Regions from separate parts of the Homo sapiens genome. Here region 2 is linked to region 1. The links are chromatin contacts, found by Hi-C in ENCODE. All regions are on one chromosome and are shown on one strand. The core of a region is the stretch at or near the end of the contact, and the rest is flanking DNA. Distances in the headings are between cores, read along the strand shown. Region 1 overlaps LINC02668 (long intergenic non-protein coding RNA 2668). Region 2 overlaps LOC105376360 (a long non-coding RNA gene).

Evidence for each region. Hi-C counts contacts between places; a loop is a spot of excess contacts on that map. Pooled maps may share reads with other maps.
Region 2: a loop to region 1 is called in a map of A673, with 4 times the contacts of the local background. The contact joins two enhancer-like sites. A Hi-C loop is called at or near these places in 3 of 168 maps with a recorded cell type or tissue (A673, PC-3 and ascending aorta) and 3 of 50 pooled maps.

Annotation. Positions count from the first base shown.
Region 1 is chr10:3,238,522-3,243,199 of GRCh38, reverse strand. The region is part of intron 2 of LINC02668 (long intergenic non-protein coding RNA 2668); the gene reads left to right. Among named protein-coding and RNA genes, the nearest start is that of LINC02668, 17 kb to the left of the region's middle. Within about 2 kb of position 2,442, at least 5 of the 41 ENCODE cell types and tissues checked have a DNase peak (open chromatin) inside an H3K27ac peak, as active enhancers do.
Region 2 is chr10:3,554,541-3,559,218 of GRCh38, reverse strand. All of the region lies in intron 1 of LOC105376360 (a long non-coding RNA gene), which reads right to left. Among named protein-coding and RNA genes, the nearest start is that of LINC02669, 54 kb to the right of the region's middle. Within about 2 kb of position 2,463, at least 2 of the 41 ENCODE cell types and tissues checked have a DNase peak (open chromatin) inside an H3K27ac peak, as active enhancers do.

The DNA.
Region 1 (4,678 bases), core at 1,193-3,692:
AGACCCTGCAGAAAGCCCTGTCCCAAAACCCCCTGGAGTGCCCAGTGCTGGTGGGAAGGTCACGGGGGCGTGTTTTCCCAGAGAGACAATAACTTGAGACTCACTGTTGAAGTCACCCGTACCCACTCCATTAGAATGCAGAACCCGCCCCATTAGAATGCAGAACCCGCCCCATTAGAATGCAGAACCCCCCCGCCCCCACCCCCCACCCCGGCAGCTCTTTCTGCTCAGGGTAAGGCTGAAACTGATGGGCAGACAGCCAGGAAGCGTTCTGAGCTTTGGGTTCAAAAATGAGATTCAGGGCATGCGATGGGGTCCAGGTGGCAAAGGACCCCTCCCACACGCCCGGGTCACTCCTAGCATCGTGCTGGCAGCACCGACCCACCAGCCCCTCCTCCTCCTCGATCTCCCCGCCTTGGCCTGCCTCTCTCCATCTCATACACAACACACAAACCACACATACACACCCCACACACACACAGACTCACACACCACACACACCACATATGCACACACACATTCACACAGACACACACAATCACACACCACACAGACACACACATTTCACACACACACTCATACCACACATACCACACACAGTGTATATGCGTGCACACACACACACTGCTGCACACACCACACATACCACATATGCACACACACCCATTCACAGAGACACATACACACAGACACACACACACCACACAGACACATACACACCATGCACAAACACACAACACATACATATACTACGAAGACACACACACAGAGACACACCACACACACAGTACACATGCACATTACACAGACACATAAACACACACCACACATAGAACACACAGTGACACACCACATACACTTACACAGACACACCACACATGTGCACAGACACACACACATTCACACACACAGACACACACACTGCAGGTGTCCTTCACACTAAGCCTCCCTGTGTTCACTGAATGTCGGGTGGGAGGAATGCATCGAGCAGGGAGAGGGTCCCTTGACGAGGGTGGCTCTGGGTTGTGTCGCGCCCAACACCTGCAGGTCTCTCCCTTTCTTTCCTCTTCCAAGGTAACCAGCGTGTTGTTTTGTCTCTTTCCCCTACACGGCCAGACATGGCTTGCAGAGCAGGGGCTGTTCCATGAACCCCTGACTCTTCCTCACACTGATCTGTGTGTGTGCATCTGCACATGTGTGTGAATGTGTGTCGCATGTGTACACTGTTGTGTGTACACGGGCGCTTGTACGTGTGCCTGTGTGCGTGCATGCATGTGAGCCTGTGTACCAAGTCTCCCGTGCAGATGCCTGAGGTTAGTGGCTGAGTACGTGGAACTTGGAGCTCTTACAAGTACTTTGAATATGAAAAGACAAATTCGTGCAATAGAGGAGCATGAGTCCTTTGCAGCTCCCTAACCGTCCATTTCATGTCAATGCTGATGTTCGTGACTGTGCGGTGCGTTGACAGAATGACAGAGTCGGTGCCTCCCCGCACTGTGGTCCCGCAGCACGATTTTATTCAGCGTGCACACATGTGGGCTGCCGGAGTCTTTAGAGTAAACAGGAGCTCACGGAGACCTGGCTGCTCCCAGGAGCACTCGAGACAGCCTCCCATGACATAATATCGTTACCGTGGCAACAGGGATATTCACTACCAGAATCACAACTATATTTCACCAATTTAGTGCTCTACTAAACACAAAATAATGCCTTCTTTAATGATGCTGGGCTGTGGTTCTTAGAAACACGGAGCCCCCTGGAGCGGGAGCCCAACTGCAGAATAAAAGTGCAGAAGGAAGGCCCCACTTGTGTGGAGAGGCGCTGCGGTCTCCCGGCATGAGAAGCTGGCACGGTTATGTGTCATGGTTCTCCATAAGAACTTTTGCAGCAAATGGCACCCACACGCCTTGGTGGCAACTCTTCCAGCCTGGGATGAGATCGGCAGAGCCTGGGTCTGAGAACTGCAGCCAGCGACTCGCTGGGCTGTTCCATGTTCCAGGCAGCTCCGAATCATCTTTTTTTTCTTGAGACAGAGTTTCTCTCTTGTTATTCAGGCTGGAGTGCAGTGGTGCCATCTCAGCTCACCACAACCTCTGCCTCCCGGGTTCAAGCGATTCTCCTGCCTCAAGCCTCCCAAGTAGCTGGGATTACAGGCATGCACCACCACGCCCGGCTAATTTTGTATTTTTAGTAGAGACGGGTTTCTCCATGTTGGTCAGGCTGGTCTCGAACTCTCGACCTCAGGTGATCCACCTGCCTTGGCCTCCCAAAGTGCTGGGATTACAGGCATGAACCACTGTGCCAGACCCGAATCATCGTTTCTGCACATGGAGAAAACCACGTGGAGAAAACCGGCAGGAGAAGAGCATGGGGCAGGGTCTGTAGGAAATGCTCAGAGAGCTTCCTGGAGGCAGGGCTGGGGAAGGCACAGGGGAGCCCGGCTTCTGCGGACGTTTCCTCCCAGGATGAGGGAGGCAGGGCTGCTGGAAGACTCACCTTTCCTCTCACTGCACTGCCATTTGTCCCAACTCATTTCCGTTCTATGTTGATTGGTTCAGAAAACATCCTATTTGGCAAATCCTAAATAGTCTCACTTTCTGTCATGGTCGTGGAATCTCTCCGTCTCGACAATGGAACCGAATTGTAAAGCGACTCTAGCTCTGAATTCCTACCTCTTGCCTTTTGTTTTTTTCCTAGAAAAAGGAAATGGAAATCCTTCCTGTTATTCTCCGCGTCCCTTCGTAGAAGGCTGCCTGAGAGGTCAGCACAGGAGTCCTCTAAGTGCCCTGCAGAGAACACGGGTCTCGGAGCCGGACAAACCTAAATTTTGAAACCCACTTTGAGTTTGAACTTGGCTGTGGGAAAGTTACACAATCGCTCTAAGCCTCTGTTTTCTCATCAGTAAAACAGAGAGGGGTTGCTTGTGTGAGAAGTGGCCGCTGCCAATCATCTGCGTGTCCTTCACTCTCCCAGGGGCCATGGGTCTGTATTCTACACATGTGGGATCTTCCTCTGGACCCTTCGGACATGGTCCACACGCTGCCCTCAGGATCTGCTGGGGTCTGCATGGGGGGTGAGACGTGAACCCCAACCACGTTCACCACAGAGAGGAAACTGGGGGGATGGAGGGGGGGACAAGGCCAGGTCACCTTCAGGTGCCGCCCGCCAGCAAGGCGGTTTGCACCCGGCTGAATGAGCTTTAAAAAAGACAGTTTTTTCTGTAGTTTAGAATCATGGTTTCACTAAATGGTGAAATAATTTTATGCCACTTCCCCTACTAATTACCATCTCATTGTTATTAGAAAGGATGGTTTCCTTGAAGTCTAGAAAATTTTGTTCCAGTCCATTTCAACGGTGCAGGAGAAACGTGGCTTCCATTCCGAGGAAGACGGCGACACCTAGTGACCGTTCCCTCGCGGTGCGATGGCCTCACACCTGTGCGGCGGGTCGTCCGGGGCGTAGGGTGCTGCGGCCTTGCGGTCTTCCCTGCGCTGCAAGGCAGGGCATGGTGGCAGATTAACACCTGGATGAACACGGGCAGGTCAGGAGACAAATAAAACCCAGAGGTCTTTGAAACTTCAAAATCCCGTAGGGTGTGTGACCCCAGTGAGCCCCACGCTACATCCAGCGAGAACCGAGAAGTGATGGTGCAGACATTCTTGGGTCCCCCAGACAGAACACACCGGGAGTTACTGCCTCTTTCTCATCCCGAGTCCTCCTGACTTTCCCCAGCACCCATCGTGGCTGCAGCCAGGACACAGGTAAATGTAATTTCCCTCCCCTTCCATCCTCGCTTTCACATCGGTGTGATTGACTGAGGGCCTGCAGACTCTCTCCACGTGCGGGTGCCCTGCAGCCTGACACACAAATGCGTTCATCCTTCCCCTTTATCCTGACCCCGAACTAATGACGCAGCTTCCTGAGACACAGAGGATGCTTCTCCTCGTCCCCCCTCGCGCTCTGAAGTGGGAAAAGATGTGTTCCATCTGTTCTGGAATTTTCACTGTAAAGAAGAGAATGAATTTTAACTGTGTTTTTGACATATCCCTAAACAAGAAGTGGTTTATAGAGTGAAACCATTTTCCCTTCATCTAAAATTTAAAAAAAAAAAAAAAGAGAGAGAAAAGTGCAAGACTGAAGATGTGTGTTGAGCGGGGTGAGGAAGCGTGGGGGACTCGGCGCTGGAGGAGCCCCGGGTGTGTTTAGGGTTTGTGGTCAGGGGCCCTGGGCACCAGGTCCAGTCTGAAGCACCCGGGGGGATGGACGATGTTTGTGTAAGAGAGGGACAAAGGGATGGCAGGGTGGCCAAGCAGAGACGCGATTCCCTCTGTGCCCTTCCTGGACCAGCTTTGTATTCTAACAGCAACGTCTCTGTTCTTGGGAAGAGCTCCTCGGTGATTACCTGCCCGCCCCTTGTCTCCTCTTATTCCCGCTGCCACAGGGCAGGGCCGCCCAGCTCCAGCTCAGACACACACCTGCTCCAACTGCTGTGCTGGTCACAGGCCCAGAGCACCACGTGTCCTCTGGGGTCTGTGTGGTCGGCGCCGTGCGTGGGACCACTGTGAGTGACCCTCCTCTTGTGTCACAGAGCCACTGTACCCGTGTGCACCTGTGCTCTGAGACCTGGATACCCCTGGAAGGACAGACACCGAGGACCCGAGTGCACTGGAGTCCCGCT
Region 2 (4,678 bases), core at 1,214-3,713, 320 kb before region 1:
AAGGTGTCCCTCTGGGTGTTTCAGTCCACACGCAACACTCATGGTGTCCCTCCATCAGTGGCAGTGACATGGCCATTTGGTAATGATTTCACAGCACTCCTCTCTACAGGGTGTTGTTGAACACAAGGTTTTTAAACATCAGTTTCAGTTTTGCATCTATCAAAAAAGGGGGGATAATCCTGAAAGCTTCTCAAGGTGCTGTGTGTCTTGTAAAAATTAAAGGGGGTTATGGACGTTGAGCCCTCTGTGCAGGAGCCCCACAGAGCTGGCTCTTCCCAGTTCTGCCCGTGCAATGTGGCCACTCCCGGGACCTCTTCACTCTTCTCCCGGGTCAGTCCCCATGCGGCCCTGCAGTGTTGACTTATCTTGTGCCACTGCCTTCGTCCTGTAAACTCCTGACGTGATAAAAGGATATTTTCTAAGAGGCTCTCCCATTATTAAAAGGAGTAGAGGGACCCTGACTCAGGAACATTCGTGTGATCTTCACTCTGAAGAGTGAGTTTCTGAGAAAGTCAACCCATGTGTCCACTAAGCTCGCACACCTGTCTCTTAGGGATTTCAAGAATGGGATGTTGTGATTAACATGTGTTCAGAACTTGAAAGGGGTTGAAGCCAAGAGGTACTCAAGCATTGCTCCTCATGTGTCCTGGAGTCTCCTTGTTTCAATTCTTGCCACATGGCAGAAAGAAAGGGATAAAACGCCTAAAATGGCCCTTAAACAGGTTGATGAGTCAAGCAACCTTGTTTAGACAACCTATTGGGTTGAAGACAGAATTGCAGCTTGAGAGGTAAGCCTTAAAAATGTCAGGAATCCACAGTCTAAGTCCGCCTCTTAATTAACGGGAAACTTCTCTGCCAACATCAGAAACAAGACAAGCCACCCGCTAAAACTGGAAGACAAACCAAACATTTAAAATTAAAAAATACTAGAGTGGAAAGAAGGAACGGGTGAGGGGTAAGAAAGTTAGGCTTCCCTGATTATGTCTTGTTTTATAGATTTGATTGTGGAACCATACATATTTTTATATAAAACAAAATTAAACCAAAATTTACAAAGTAATTCCCAACTATTAAAAACAACAAAGAAAGGACGGGTGCAATGGCTCACGCCTGTAACCCCAGCACTTTGGGAGGCCAAGGTGGGTGGATCACAAGGTCAGGAGTTCGAGACCAGCCTGGCCAACATGGTGAAACCCCGTCTCTACTAAAAATACAAAAATTAGCGGGATGCAGTGGCGAGCGCCTGTAATTCCAGCTACTCAGGAGGCTGAGGCAGGAGAATCGCTTGAACCGGGGAGGCAGAGGTTGCAGTGAGCTGAGATTATGCCATTGCACTCCAGCCTGGGTGACAAGAGCAAGACTCTGTCTCAAAAAAAAAGAAAGAAAAGAAAAAGAAAAGGAAAATAATTGGCGGTAGCTATGTATCAAGGTGGTAGCTAAGCCACAAGTAAAACACTGTGTCTTGTAACTTTAACACCATAACTGAACGGCACTAACAGGATACATATTGTGGACAAAACGAATACAGAGACATTTTAAATTATTTTCCGTGTTTGTAATACCAGTAATAATACTGGTATTGTTATCTTAAGGGTTTATAGATTTCTAGATAGAGTCGATAATTAGGTTTGTGCCTTCAGAAACTAAAAATTTTAGCACAGGAAAAGGAGTGACATAAAAACTTTGTTAAAAAATTAAAAAAAAACTATAATTATAAATTTGAATTATACATATCAATATGTTTTATGGTGTATTTTTTCTTGCAAAAAAAAAAAAAAAGTATTTCTTAGCAGTATGTACTGAAAAATCCCAGAAATAACATCTCACCCAGAAGCAGTGAGGATCACTAGGCACTCGGATTGTGATCTCTAAATACCACTTCCCATTACAGGGTGCCAGTGCTCCTTGGAGTCAGAAAACGCTGATTCCGGCTCTGGGAAGAAAGTGATCCTGGACCAGCCTCTTGCTCCAGAAGGTGAGAAAGCCTCCTGTTCTTCCGGTCACGACAGAAGGAATCAGAAGCCGACTAAAAAGTTTTTCCAGGGGCCACATAGAGACAATTTTAGCGTCAAACAAATGATAACTACAATTGACGGCAACACGTTGGACCCATTAGGTCAGACTGATGCTGGGAATAAAGGCAGAACAGAAACATAAAGTTTTTTTTAAAAAAATTTCACCCTTTTTAAAGAATAAATTATTCTGAAAACTAGTGAAGGTAGCGCATAAAACAAGCATTTATCTCATTTTATTTGTGGAAACTGTGCTTTGGGGGAACAAATGAGTGTTGAAGGAATGGTCTTTATAGATGAAATCTGGGCAATACAAGAGGAAATCGGAACTATTAGGTTGGTGGAAAAACCGTGATTACTTTTGCACCAACCTGATACAATATCCCAGTTGGGCAATCTCGAATGACGCAAGATGAGCGTCATCATCATCATTGCTGCCAACCCATCTGGTGAGGAGCTGGGAGAGAGCGTGGAAACACTGAGCCGGCGGCTCCATCGTTACAACGCCGCAGGCAAACAAGGGGAATTCTGGGAGAGAGCGTGGAAACACTGAGCCGGCGGCTCCATCGTTACAACGCCGCAGGCAAACAAGGGGAATTCTGGGAGAGAGCGTGGAAACACTGAGCCGCGGCTCCATGGTTACAACGCCGCAGGCAAACAAGGGGAATTCTGGGAGAGAGCGTGGAAACACTGAGCCGGCGGCTCCATCGTTACAACGCCGCAGGCAAACAAGGGGAATTCTGGGAGAGAGCGTGGAAACACTGAGCCGGCGGCTCCATCGTTACAACGCCACAGGCAAACAAGGGGAATTCTGGGAGAGAGCGTGGAAACACTGAGCCGGCGGCTCCATGGTTACAACGCCGCAGGCAAACAAGGGGAATTCTGTGGCTCCAGTGTGACACGGTGAGGGGCGCACATCGCCGTGAACTCCTTTTTCCCCCACAAAAATCCGAATCAAATTAAGCCTCTACATTAGCGCTGTTCAACAGAAATATCACGTGAGCTATCTTACAGTATTTAAGACAGGAATCTTAAATTTTCTAGTAACCACGTTAAAAAGGTAAAAAGAAATTGTTGAAATTAATCGTATGTTTTATTTATCCCAATGTACCAAAAATATAATTTCATAATGTTATCGATGTAAAAAGTATTGATGTGATATTTTACATTTTTTCATACATCTTTGAAATCTTGTGTAAATTTTGCATTAGCAGTACATCTTCCATTGCTGATTTCTCATTGGAAATAGTCTGTATTTAGAGTTTGTAAAATTTCCAGCTGAAAAACTAGATTTGTGAGCCGCAGTTGCTCCAGTCGTACTTGAAAATCTTCCAACAACCAAATAGAGTGTGTTTTAAAATTTACATTAATTTCAATTAACTAATATTAAAAGTTTTACAGAAGCCACATTTCAAGTGTTGAACAGCCACACGTACTAGTGGCAAGTGTGTTAAACAGCACATATGTAAATCTCGTCACCAGTCCACAGGAACGCACATGGTACCAAGAAGGGAAAGAAGATACCACGTATGTGCAGTCACTCAATTCAGAGTGTGGAAAATGCTACAGGGTAAGGAATCTGGTTAATTGCAATTAAAAAAAGAGAGAGAGATAACCTGTATATAAAATAAATTTAAGAGACTTGTCCAAGTAAATGTAATGTTTGAAATGTGTTGAATTCTGATTTAAACAAGCCAAACGTGTCTATACATATGTGTACACACATGGGCACATATATACAAACACATGCATATATATACATTTACAATCAATCTGAACACTCTTCAAGTACATACTTTATAGAATTAGTTATTGCTAATTTTTTTAGCCATATCGTGGTTATATTTTAAAAGAGAAAGGGACTATTTTGTAGAAACACAGACTGAAGTATTTACAAATGAAATGATTTCAAGTCTGAGATTTCCATAATAATCCCGGGGAGAGGAAGAGGTTACATGGGATTTTAGATGAGACAAGTTGGCCTGGGTTCATAATTGTTGAAACTGCATGATGGAGGCCGGGCGCACTGGCTCACACCTGTAATCCCAGCACTTTGGGAGGCTGAGGCAGGCGGATCACCTGAGGTCAGGAGTTCGAGACCAGCCTGACCAACATGGAGAAACCCCGTCTCTACTAAAAATACAAAATTAGCCAGGCGTGGTGGTGCATGCCTGTCATCCTGGCTACTTGGGAGGCTGAGGCAGGAGAATCGCTTGAACCCGGGAGGTGGAGGCTGCGATGAGCCAAGATCGCACCATTGCACTCCAGCCTGGGCAACAAGAGCGAAACTCCGTCTCATGATGTGTGAGTACATGGGGGTTTATTTTAAAAATTGACAGCATGTTAGATAGTAAGAAGTTTTGTCAGTGTAGTCAATAATCATAATGGTGTGTGGTTACATTTTTTAAAAGGTGGTGGGTGTGGTGGCACATGCCTGTAGTCCCAGCTACTCGGGAGGCTGAGGTGGGAGGATCACTGGAGCCCAGGAAGTGGAGGTTGCAGTGAACCAATATTGTGCCACTGCACGACAATCTGGGCAACAGAGTGAGATCCTGTCCTCGCTTCCCACAAAAAGGTTACCTATGGCTAACATAAAACAATATGAGGTCTTTGATTTTGCTGAAAACATTATGGGAGACAATTGTTGGGGCGGTGGTGAAGCAGGA